Linked DNA regions of Homo sapiens: region 1 is linked to region 2. The links are chromatin contacts, found by Hi-C or POLR2A ChIA-PET in ENCODE. All regions are on one chromosome and are shown on one strand. The core of a region is the stretch at or near the end of the contact, and the rest is flanking DNA. Distances in the headings are between cores, read along the strand shown. Region 1 holds the start of ZNF280C (zinc finger protein 280C). Region 2 has its middle 28 kb from the start of BCORL1.

Region 1 (6,611 bases), core at 2,803-5,302, 320 kb after region 2:
CATTTTAAGTTCAGGGGTGTCTGTGAAATGTTTTTCTTATAACAAGAATTGGTATAGTACGCAAATCCAAGAAAACTGGATTATATCTTGGTTCCTTAGACAATTTGACTGGCATCTCAACGATTCAAACTTTCAAAGTAGGTTTTGGGAACAAATTACATACAATTCAGAAAGAAAATAGAGGCTCTTCATATTTTCTTTGTCCAAGTTTTTATACTATGCAAATTATCTTTTTTTCTGAAAGCCTGAACACATGAAGTCCAGGTACATTTTGAGAAGACATTTAATAACTTTATTATTTTATCCTTATTCATTTTCAACTTTTGTCTCTGTTAATTTTCATACTTCATCTATTTGTAGAAAATAGCTGGTTTACACTAAGATTTAAAACTCACTAGCATAATACTTTGCAAAGTTTGCCTATATTTTAAAACATTTTATGTCAGCTTTGGGATGGGGCACTATAATAAAATATACTTCTACAAAGAAGTTTTACTTTATACTCAGGGTATAGACTTTATAGGCATACGCTTTTATTATAATTCATATGTAAAAGATATAATATGGGGAAAAGACTAATGTACAATTACTGGCCTTTTGAAGCCAATCTGTATAGTAAATATTTTATGTAAGTTTCATAAGATATTCTATAATCACTAATTCCTAAAGTAACCTCAAGAAGTATGTATTATTAATCAATTTGCTTTTTATACGAGTAAAACTTATCCACCAGGGAAAATGTAAGTAAGTGCATTGATGGGAACACTGGACATAGGGGCTGACAACCTGAGTGGGAATTTCTGGTCTACCACTTCCTGGCTGCCAAATCTGTAAGTATAATCAACCTCTGTAAGCCTTAGTTTTTCTATCTGTAAAACGAAAACAGTAATACCTTCCTTGCAGCACTACTGTGAACATTAAATAAAGCAAGTGAAATATTCCTCAACAGTACTTTGCACTATTTTTCTCAACTTCTCCTTCCTTACCTGAAGTCATACCGTTAAGTTGATGAATACAAGCACTTAAAGAAAACAAATCTAGTTCACATGAAGAGCTCAATTAAAATCATATCATAAATAAACTGCATCACATCAGTAGTTCTCAAACTCTTTTATCCCAGGATTTCTTTTCACTTAAAACTTAATGAGAACCCCAATGAGCTTTATGTTTATATGGACAATATGTGTTGATATTTCCCATATTAGAAATTGAAACTGAGACAGATTTCAAATGTTTTTATTTAAAATATTTATAAGCCCATTACAAGTTAATAAAAATACTTTTAATGAGAATAACTTTTAAAAAACAAATTTAATGAGAAAAGTAATATTGATTTACATTTTTGCAAATGTCTTTAATATTTATCTTAATAAAAAGCAGCTGGATTCTCTTATTCTCTGGGGAAAAATGCTGTATGATCTCACATGTGGAATCTAAACAACTTTATCTCATAGAAACAGAGAGTAGAAAGATGGTTACCAGAGACTTGGGAGTTCAGGGGTGGGACAGATGGGGAAAAGATGTTGATCCAAGAGTACGAAGTTTAATTAGATGGGAGGAATAAGTTTTAGTTATCTATTGCACTACAAGGTGACCACAGCTAATACTAATAATGTATTGTATATTTCAAAATTGCTAAAATAATTTCTAACATTCTCATAACAAAATGATAAATTGGTAAGGTGATGGCTATGTTAGCCTCTTTCAATAATGTATACATATCAAAACATCACATTGTACCCCATAAATACGCACAATTATCATTTGCCAATAAAAAGTTAAAAAGGAAACAAAAAAATGAAAAAAAAAACTCCTTAAAAGAAAACTACTTTGCAGCAAATGAATAAAGTCTAGACGAATACTCTACTTTCAGGAGTCATTTCTACAGTTCATTACTAGTGATGTTTCTCTGAATGTACAGAGCACTGGGAAAAAAAGTCTAGACGTATATATTTGATTCAAATTACTGAGGAAGGCTGGGCATGGAGGCTCACTCCTGTAATCCCAGCACTTTGGGAGGCCGAGGTGGGTGGATCACGAGGTCAGGCGTTCCAGACCAGCCTGGCCAACATAGTGAAACCCCATCTCTACTAAAATTACAAAAATTAGCCGGGCGTGGTGGCAAGGGCCTGTAACCCCAGCTGCTTAGGAGGCTGAGGTAGCAGAATCGGTTGAACCCGGGAGGCAGAGGTTGCAGTGAGCTGAGATCGCGCCACTGCACTCCAGCCCGGGCGACATTGCGAGACTCCGTCTCAAAAAAAAAAAAAAAAAATTACTGAGGAAATCAAATCTTTTTGAATCACTACTTAAGACAAACTCACTGAAAACCAAGTAGCTGAGATTTGGAGTTATTCAACCTAAGAACTTTTTCAATAGGATATTCTTCAACTCTTCAACATGCTTAGAAATAATATTAAAGTATGAAAAAGTCGAAAAAAAATGAAGCCTTAAAAATAAAAATATAAAGGAAAAAGGAATTGAATAATACTTCTTAAAACTTTTAAGTGAGCCTCCTTGCTTATTCTCCGTGACCACCTCACTCTCACAAAAAGTGAGACATAATATACCAAATTGAACATTGGATGAGGGTCAGAAAGCCTAGGTTTAAGAATTGGTTCCATCACTTCCTAGGCACATGACCTCGGTAAAGTTCTGTCCTTGAGGCTGTTTCCTCATCTTCAAACAGTTCTAACGACACCCTACAGCCCATCTCAAAAGGGGTGCTACCAATGAAATATACAAATGCAAGATACGATTATAATGGAATCTGTACTGCTGTAGAAACATCAAAGGTACACAGCCCTAATTTTACAAGCAAATCAGTGCCTTTGTAGGCTCAGTGAAGTTTCTGCGTAAGGAGATTAAGTTTGCACAGTAACCCCCAAACCAGGACACCTCACAAATACTAAGAGGAGACTTTTGCAGTTTAAAACTCTACTTCTAGGTTTCTATTTTATGTTTAGGGGCACTAAAAGACATTACAACTCATAGTCCAAACCTGAAAACAATAGTAAAAAAAATTTAAGGTCGCAGATTTAAAAAACTCCACAAAACTAACAAATCTTTCCAAACAAAGAGAATCCCCTGGATGAAGGTCTCCCGTGCTTGCAGAAGCTGGTTCACTTGACAATTTCCTCTCGAATTTCTCCTTAAAAAAGCATTAAAACCTGAGAGAAGTTGAAAGGAACTCCCTCCATCTCTAGAGCAGGAGTATACCTCAGCATAATTTTTTCCATCTCTTTAAGTAAAACCTGCAAACCTCCTAGTTAGAATATAGTGTATTTAACTCCACGTTTCTCCTCAGGGCTCTTATCCTCTAGACAATAACGGAATAGAGCACGATTTCTGTGACAGAGAAGGGAAGTCCCTTTGGCCAGAACAAGGTTGTGGGCATGGAATGACCGGTCCTGTGTGGGGGGAACCTGCGCAGAAAGAAGGGGTCACAGGGTCTCTGATGCCTGAAAGTTCGGAATCCCCTCAAGTCTCTTTTCGTTTGATTGAAGAGACTTGAGGGTGGGCGGGTCTCCGTCAAACATCAGTATCAACCGTACAAAAGACGAAAGGGAGTTGCCTCCAGAATGAAAAGCCCAAACCGGGTTGGAAACAGACCGACAGGACTCAGGAGGTGAGAAGGCTGCCGCAGCTGCCGCGGCCCGCGAAACCACTGCCCGCCGCGGGCCGCCAGGCTCTACCTCCAGAAAACCCTCCCCCTTCAGGGCCCGGCGCAAGATGGTGGCCCACCAGCTACCACGCCGCCAAGCCTGTCCCCTCCCCCGCACCCCCGTCGATCCGCACCGGCATAGAGACCCTCAGCCAGCCGCCCTCAGAACCGCCCTCTGGGGAAGGCTGCCTCGGCCGCGCGGGAGAGCTGCTGCCTCCTTCCGCGCGGCACAGGCGGGGGCGGGGGCCGCTTACCGAGAGCAGAGCAGATCGGTCTGACTGGGGTTCGGATAAGGAGGAGGAGAAAGAGGAGGAGGAAAGGGAGGAGCGCGAAAAACCTCAGGCGACAGCCTCAGCAACAGCGACTCCCCCGGAGACTTCCAGCGCGGAACCGGCGTCTCAGCCGGGGGCAGAAGTATATAACTGCACGCGCTGCCTCATGGGTAGACGCCGACTCCACCCCCTGAACATCCGGGGCCTTTTAACCGCCCACGGACGGACGGCTGGTACTTACATGTGCACATGTGCAGCTACTTTACTTACCGTCGAAGGCAGCGGAGGAAGTGTAATTGACTAGCGTGGATGCAGCTTTTCTAAGCAAACGCTCGATTTAACCTGGAGTTGTCATCCCAAAAAATACATTGTACCTGACTACAGAGAAACATGAATTCTGGGTCTTCCTTGTGTGTGAGGGCTAAAGACACGAGTTAAAAATATAAATATATTGTTTTCTGGAAATACTGTACTTGAAACACGTCTCAAAATACTAGTTATTTTTACCTTTTGTTTTAAACATATGGTTTTGCTTGTCTCTCTGTTACTTCTAATTGCCATATGGATGCCTATAGTAGGTACAAAAAATGCTAAGGAAAAATACATTTACTCTTACACACAAGGAAGACCCAGAATTCATGTTTCTCTGTAGTCAGGTACAATGTATTTTGTGGGATGACAACTCCAGGTTAAATCGAGCGTTTGCTTAGAAAAGCTGCATCCACGCTAGTCAATTACACTTCCTCCGCTGCCTTCGACGGTAAGTAAAGTAGCTGCACTTGTGCACATGTAAGTACCAGCCGTCCGTCCGTGGGCTGGCCGCGGTGGCTCACACTTCTAATTCCAGCACTTTGGGAGGCTGAGGTGGGTGGATCACCTGGGGTGAGGAGTTTGAGACCACTTCCCTTTCCTCCTCGCCTTTCTCCTCCTCCTTCTCTGAACCCCAGTCAGCCTGACCAACATAGTGAAACCCCATCTTTACTAAAAATACAAAATTAGCAGGGTGTGGTGGCACATGCCTGTAATCCCAGCTACTTGGGAGGCTGAGGCGGGAGAATCACTGGAACTTGTAAATACATTTACAAGAAAAACACTTGCCAAAATACTGCTTACAGAAACATTTTCTAGACATTGTGCTTTGAACTGTAAAAGTTTCTTCTCCCAAATTTCTCCACAAGGTTTATAGCAGTACTGGTTCATCTCTCTTTTTCTTTTTTGAGACGGAGTTTCGCTCTTGTTGCCCAGGCAGGAGTCCAATGGCGTGATCTTGGCTCACCGCAACCTCCGCTTCCCGGGTTCAAGTGACTCTCCTGCCTCAGCCTCCCGAGTAGCTGGGATTACAGGCATGCGCCACCACACCCGACTAATTTTGTATTTTTAGTAGAGACGGGGTTTCTCCATGTTGGTCAGGCTGGTCTCGAACTCCCCACCTCAGGTGATCTGCCTGCCTCGGCCTCCCAAAGTGCTGGGATTACAAGCGTGAGCCACCACGCCTGGCCCAATTCATCTCTTAAGAGTTGCCCAGACTGAAAATATCGTGTGGCTTACATAACACACACGTAAATCCTGTCACTGAATCCTACCATTTTTTTTATTTGAGCTAGTTTTTTCTTTCTTATTTATACAGCTATTTGCTTCTGACCCTGAAAATAAGCTTTACAGGAAAAGACAGAGAATAATCAAAATAAAACAGTGAAAAGTCCCAAAATCTTGGAGCATGCATAGTTGGTCCCTGCTTCCGGTCAGGGTGATAAGAAAGTCCGGGCACCTTTTCCTTTGATGCCAGCAGGAAATTTAAAACTAGCAAATCTACAGCCGCATGACTCTGCTTTTGGCTGTAGTGGGAAATTTAAAACTTGTGATTCTCCAGCCTGCCTCCTTCTTTGGCATTGGTGGGAAATTTAAAACTGGCAACAAAAATTGGTGCAGTTGAGAAATTTAAAACTTGCAAATCTACAGCCTGTGCGGCATTTTCACCAGCCCCACTTCCTAGATGCTATAAAGGCCCATCCAACTTCCTCTGCCTCTGAAACCAGCCCAGACCTGTTTGCAGCACCCAGCCCTCCCTCACTTACCCCCACTAGTCCCCAGGGTAATAAAATTTCTCTCAAATTCTCTTGTCATATCTAGTGTCACGAGTGTCCACATCCAACCTAAAATTACGAGGAGGAATGGTCAAACTGCCTCAGCAGGATGACCAGAAAACACTTATACACCCAAATTTCAATCTAACTTATTCTTTTTTTCGTGAAAAATACAGCCAAGAAGACCAGCGGGCTCTGGTCAGTTGACTGTTTGCAGACTCTGGTCAGCAAATTTTCTATCAAGATGAAAATTTGAGAAACTAAATAATAACAATAATTAAAAGGATGTCTGGTGAGAATGGAATTAACACATGGGAAATTGTTTGGGTGATTTTTAACTGTTCTTAAAACTCTTCCCCAGGCTTCTAGAAAACCACTCTATATTGGTTCTCTTGACTGGCTGGCCGTACGTTCTTTTTTATTTTTCAGCACTTCCAGTAAATGAGGGCTTACTCCTGTATAGGTTTTTCTGACAATTTTAAAAATTGAGACAAATTTACATGAAAAAAATCTACCATTTTGAAGTGTACAATAGAGTGATTTCTTATATATATTTACAGTATTGTGCAACCATCACTGCTATCTAATTCCAGA
Region 2 (6,197 bases), core at 375-2,874:
AATCACCACCAACGATGGGCCAGCAGTAGGGCCTGCAATTAAAGAAAAATAGTAATGTTTACAATCCAATTTGTTTTATTTTAGTTAATTAATGTATTTATTTTTGAGGAAGAGTCTCTCTATGTCGCCCAGGCTGGAGTGCAGTGGCGCAATCTTGGCTCACTGCAACCTCCACCTCCCAGGTTCAAGCGATTCTCCTGCCTCAGCCTCCTGAGTAGCTGGAATTACAGGCACCTGCCACCATGCCCGGCTGATTTTTCTATTTTTAGTAGAGACGAAATTTCACCCTATTGGCCAAGCTGGTCTCAAACTTCTGACGGCACCCGGCCCCAATTTTTGTTGTTGTTGGTGGTGGTGGTGGTTTTTTGTTTGTTTGCTTGTTTAGATGGAGTCTTGCTCTGTCACCCAGGCTGGAGTGCTGGGGCGATCTTGGCTCACTATAGCCTGTGCCTCCCAGGTTCAAGCAATTCTCCTGCCTCAGCCTCCCGACTAACTGGGACTGCAGGTGTGTGTCACCACGCCTGGCTAATTTTTGTATTTTTAGTAGAATCGGAGTTTTGCCAGGCTGGTCTTGAACTCCTGACCTAAGGTGATCCACTCGCCTCGGCCTCCCAAAGTGTTGGGATTACAGGCGTGAGCCACTGCACCCAGCCCCCAGTTTGTTTTAAAACAACAGATTTACCTTTATAATTAAGAACCAGTTCAGGTTCCTGTTAGAAGCGGCCAGCCTTTGTTCCAGTCTTTCTCCCCTGAATAATCCTTCCACCTGCCCCTACGGCCCTTGGGTTCCAGAGCTCTCAGCCTTCAAGGCCTGCCCAAATCCTACTTTCTCCAAGAAGTCTTCTAGTTCCTGTCATTTCTCCTTTCTCCATACTCCCTCTGGCATTTTGCTAGCACAGGGCACAGACCCTTCCACTGTCAGCCTTTTCTGTCTGTCCGTGACCTCCTCTCCCTCTAGAGTAAAAGCTTCCAGAAGGCAGCTCAGCCGTTTGGCCCATCTCAGCAGCTTCTTGGACCTAGTACAGTGGACTCCTCCGCCAGCCTCATTTGTTGTTGCCCAGTGAAACGGACAGAGTGGAATGGGGCCTACCCAGGGCCCCAACTCCCAGAAGGCTTGGAGTGGGGGACTGTAGGGTCCTGGAGATTCCAGATTCCAGAGGCCCTGGGGAAGCCCCCTGTGGATAACAGGGAATTGCTTGTATTTTGCAAGCTAAAAAGGGGTATTAACCAGGCCCAATTACAGCCCCACTGGTCGTTTCAGGAGTGGGGAAGCGTCAAAACTAGCTGCCTGGGCAGAGTGAGATAGCGAGAATAAAGGGCTCCTTCTGCCGGAGGACGGGCTCTCTGGCCCCCATTCGGTCACTGGGTCCCCCAAGTGTGAGGCCAGAGAGTTGAGACTGGGGAAAATAAGGAAAGGGAAGAGGAGAGCCGGGCCGCCCTCCCCTCCTCCCTCCCGCTCTCCTTTCTCTCGCGGTCCACGCTGGCCTCCCTCTTGGGCTCTTTGTCTGTCGGTCTGTCCGTCGGCTTTCTCTCGCGCTGCCTCTCTGCGCGCTCGCTCACTCGCTCGCTCTCTCTCTCTCTCTCTCTCTCTCTCTCTCTCTCTCTCTCTCTCTCTCTCTCTCTGCCTCTTCGGCTCACGTGACCGCTTGCTCTCAACGGCTCCGATCACCTCTTCCTGAGGCAGCACCTTTCGGTTGGTAACAGGAGACACTCGCTTGTTGGGGGCAGGATGGGTTTCCTTCCTCCGCTTTTTCCTCCTGGCCTTCTCGGGCAGTTCCAGCCGCTTCTCTCTGGCGCAGCCTCTGGCCCTCCACCCCTCCAGCCTCTCCCAGCCCCCATAGTGCTCGTTTACTCTCCCCTTCCCCTCCGCACCACCCCCCCACGCCCACCGGGGCCTCCCTCCTCCCCGGCAGCCAGCCCACTTTGGGGAGGGGGCTTCGGCGCAGGGGACAGACAAAAGGGCCTGGACGGACCCGGGGGCACCCCTCTGCAGCTCCCCACAACCACGTGGCCCCTCCCTCCTCGGGCAGCCGGCAGCTTCCCCCTCCCCTGCCCAGCCGGAGGTCTGGGGAGTTCGGGCCCCGAAGCATCCTTCCGGGCCTCGCTGGCGCCAATCGCTCCGCCGCGGGTGCTGAGCCTCCGGGTGCTTCGAATACCAAGGAATGCACCGGGCATGGGTGGGGGACATGCTCCGGGGGCGGAGGCAGCTTTTTCGGTTCCCAGGCTGGAGAACGGCCAGCCAAAGGGAGGAGACTCGGCCCCCGCCGTCGGAAGGTTCCCGGTACAGTGGGGTTGACAAGATCTCCAACCTCAGGGAGCTCCAGGTCTGATAGGAGAGACCCAGTCTCTCTCCCTTTAGCAGTTCAAACTCAACAGTAAGGATGAATCCAAAAGTGGGATGAAGGTGCCCTGCAAAAGCAGAGCTGGCCTATGTATTCGTGAACTTCTGGCTGAACCAGATTGTTTTTGGGCCATGTTGTCCAGCACTTAGCGAGCTGCCCTTCCCATCCTACCAACTCCTGCCACCAAAAGTTGGAATGGAAAGTGAGCTCCTTCCCATTCCATACCGTGGTAAAATTTAAACAAGGCCATTGAAGATGAAGGTTATCCAGTAAATCAGCCAAAACATTCACAAAACATTCTCAAAGCAGCCTCTGTAAATGCACTCTTAGCTAGGGTCTAGAGCCATGGCACTAGCCTGGCCCTAGATACCATGTGTATGCATTTTAGAGTCTTCGGAGGTACTGTTCCCCTGAGTCTCCCCCTCGCCACCCGCTGACCACTTAATACCATTTTAGTCAACAAGGCTAAGTCCCCTCAGGGGATATGCCTGTGGCCAGAGCCACACTTGGTGCACTTTAGGCATAGCCCTGGCCAATCCCAGAACAAAAGACCCAAATGCTGGGAGGGGAGGGGTGACAGAAAGAATTCCATCTCTCCAGTATCTTAGGGAGGGATTTGAGCCGAGAAGGGCCTCAGGCTTGACAGGGACCAGCAGAATAGCACTTGCCTGCAACCAAACCTAGTAAGAATGGCCACCACAACTACTATTTATTGAACCCTCACAAACTGCCAAGTACATAGCACACTAATCCCAATAACAGTCTTATATGGTAGGTACTATTATTATCCCCGTTCAACAGATAAGGCAACTATGGTTCAGAGAAGGTAACTTGAAGAGGTCACACAGCTGGTTAGTGGCAGAGCTGGGTTTGGAATCCAGGTCTGGCCAATGCCCAAGTCCAGCTCTCTAATCACTATACTACCCAACCTCTTTCCCACAAAGAGTGATTCTAAAACTCTCCCAGAAGCAACAGAGACAACTGGGTCAGGGCATGGTCTTGCTGGAAACTGGCTATTTGCCAAAATGTAGAGAGGTCAACAGGCGCCCAAAGTCACCCTGCTGGCTTTGTAAATGCCACAGAGACTCCCACATAAAAGTCCAGACTCCTAGATTCCTAACCTAGAATGCAAAGGAGACATCCTATCTGCCCATCCCCACAGACATCATCCCACTTCCGGTTTCTGTCTTCTGGGTAGCAGTGAGGTTTTCAGGATGCCAGGCTAAGGGTGAGCTTCTTGGAGGCAGTGTTGTGGGGATGGGCTTGATAATGGACCCCCGCTGCCCTACCCCCAGTCCTCCCTGGAGGGAGGACAAATAGGCCCATTGATTTGAAACTCTCCCAGAGGGCATTAGAGTAATGACTCTGGACTGTGTGATGCCTACACCCGCTTTGACCTGCTGACTGACCCCTGCCCTGGGAGGTTCCAAAGGCCACAAATCTCAGTTGCTTGTGGGCCATGTGGTTTGTGGCTGTTTGTAGTATTGGAGGGGAGGGGGAAATGAGGGGGGTAAGATACACTGCTTCTCACTGTGCTGGGCTTCCCAAGAGAACTAGCAAGGGGTGGACAGGGCCCCTTCTAAACACTGCCAAGACACACTGCAACTACTGATACGGGCTCCATCATTTATTTTTGAAAGCAGGAGGGCTCCTGGCTCATTTGCATAAATGTTTGCACTGCCTGCTATATTTTGATTTGGAAGAAGGGCACCAGGGCACAGAATATACATAACAGATTTGTAACTGGGCAGCTTGATCCTGTCCCTGGCCAGGCGAGCCAAAGATGGCCCCTCACCCTTTGTGTCTATTTTTGAAAGCCCCTCTTAAGTGCAAAGCCCAGCACCAAGGATGGGTGGCAATAGAAAGACCTCGCCCTGAATGGGGTGCTTCTAAGCCAGGTGTGTAGGTGGATGGGTAGATAAGGCAGCACTTGACTTGAAAAAGGGATGAACGGGCATGGTGGCTCACACCTGTAATCCCAGCACTTTGGGAGACCTGAGGCATGAGGATCACTTGAGCCTAGGAGCTTGAGACCAGCCTGGGCAACAGAGAGAACTTGTCTCTACAAAAAACATGTTTTTGAGAATTAGCTGGACATGGTGGCGCGCACCTATGGTCCCAGCTACTTATGAGGTTGAGGTGGAGGGATCGCTTGAGCCCAGGAGGTCAAGGCTGCAGTAAGCCATGATCGCTCCAATGCACTGTAGCCTGAGCAACAGAGCAAGAGACCCTGTGGAAAGAAAGAAAGAAAAAGACAAGAAAGGAAAGACAAGAAAGAAAAAAAGGAAAAGAAAGAAAGAAAGAGAGGAGGAAGGAAGGAAAGAAGGAAGGAAGGAGAAAAGAAAATGGCTGGAAGTCTGGATTCCTAATTTCTATCATTCAACAAAGAAACATTTATTGTCTTCTATGTGCCGGGCACTTTAGTAGACACTGAGGTGAGATGATAAATATTGAGACCCTATCTCCATCATTGAGGTACTCCTAATCTAGCACAGGTGATGAAAACACAGTCAAATAGCCCTAGGGCAGTGTGCCATCAGAGAGAATAATGGAGGCTTGCTAAAGTAGCACTCAGCTAGTGGGGTGGGGGTCTGAAGAGACTTGGTGAGGGACACGGTTGCTTAATTGAGTCTTAAGCATCAACCCTGCTCCCATTCCCAAGCTGTGTTTTGTTACCATTTTTTTTAGATAGGGTCTTGCTATGTTGGCCAGGGCAGTCTCGAACTCCTAGCCTCAAGCAATCCTCTCGCCTCCGCCTGCCAGTGTTGTGATGACAGGCGTGAGCCACCGCGCCTGGCCTCAAACTGTTTTAAACCTCTATTCCTAACTCCCTGTGTGAGCTCAGCAAAATATTGGGCTCTCTGGGCAGCCTCGGTTTCTTTCATCTTCAGAATGGGGGCAGTAATCTCTGAAGTGGGCCCGAGTGTGCTGTGTGCTCTATCTCCCATCTCGCCTGGTCCTATGTCTAACATCAACCCCCATGCGAGGGCATAAGACCAATTTCCTTAAGATACAACGCAAACATGTGGCAGAGCTGAAGAGTACGGAATAATGAGAGATGGAAGGAGTGGAAGCGAGATGGGGTTTCGCGCAAGGGGTGTGGCCCCAAAGGAAGGTGCGGGAAAAGGTAGGGGTTAAACCTCTATTCGGATTTAACCACCTTCCTGGATTTAACCATCTTTCCAAAGCTTCTCCTCTCTAACGTTGAAGCGGGAGCTAAGTAGCAGCAATGGGTTCCCTCCCCACCTCCCCCCCACCCCCGCAACCTTATGCAGCCGATCTTAAGGACCAGGTACTGAGGAATGGGCTGTCCTTTCCGACCTGCACCCCTCAACGATTGGGATCGCTTTAGTTTCTCCCTGGAGTCGAGCATTTGCCTGCACTTAAAAAAAAAAATCCCAAACCTGGACCCCCTTTGGGGAGGGGGTTAACAGTTTCCTTAAGTTTTCTCTAGTCTGAGTAAAGAAGGACTTCCTTCTACTCGTCCTCAACTATCCCCTGGGGCTTCAGCGGGGCGCGAGAGCTCGGGTCTGGGCCGGGGGCCGAGCAGGCTGCGCTGCCCCTCCAGGATTTCCTGCACTCGACGCGGCGAGGCCGGCTCGAACTTCGGCCTCCGACGAAGGCAACTCCGCTTCCCTTTAAAATGCAGCAACTCCCGGCCCCCGCCCCCGCCCCTCGGGCCGCCTCCTCCCCCTCCCCCTCCGCCCCTGCCCAGGCCCCGGCTCCTCCCCGAGCCCTCGGCGTGGGGGCCTCCTTGCCACCTGCCCGCTGCCCATCCCACATGCAAAGCGTGACCGCCGGGGAAGGAAGCCGAGCGCGCGCGCCCACACCGGCCCTGCGCCGCGGCGACAGCGA

What was found. Hi-C counts contacts between places; a loop is a spot of excess contacts on that map. ChIA-PET counts read pairs that join two places held with the same protein, here RNA polymerase II (POLR2A). Pooled maps may share reads with other maps.
Region 1: a pooled map shows a loop between it and region 2 (6-fold over the local background). The contact joins the promoter of ZNF280C here to the enhancer-like site in region 2. A Hi-C loop is called at or near these places in 6 of 50 pooled maps. POLR2A ChIA-PET finds 5 or more read pairs at or near these places in 2 of 52 experiments (H1 and HEK293).

The regions. Positions count from the first base shown.
Region 1 is chrX:130,264,847-130,271,457 of GRCh38, forward strand. ZNF280C (zinc finger protein 280C) reads right to left here and starts at 4,053. Exons shown (of 19, transcript NM_017666.5): 1 at 3,916-4,053. RefSeq lists a silencer at 3,754-3,833.
Region 2 is chrX:129,951,232-129,957,428 of GRCh38, forward strand. No RefSeq gene overlaps it. Among named protein-coding and RNA genes, the nearest start is that of BCORL1, 28 kb to the right of the region's middle. RefSeq lists an enhancer at 1,617-2,347. Within about 2 kb of position 1,625, at least 6 of the 41 ENCODE cell types and tissues checked have a DNase peak (open chromatin) inside an H3K27ac peak, as active enhancers do.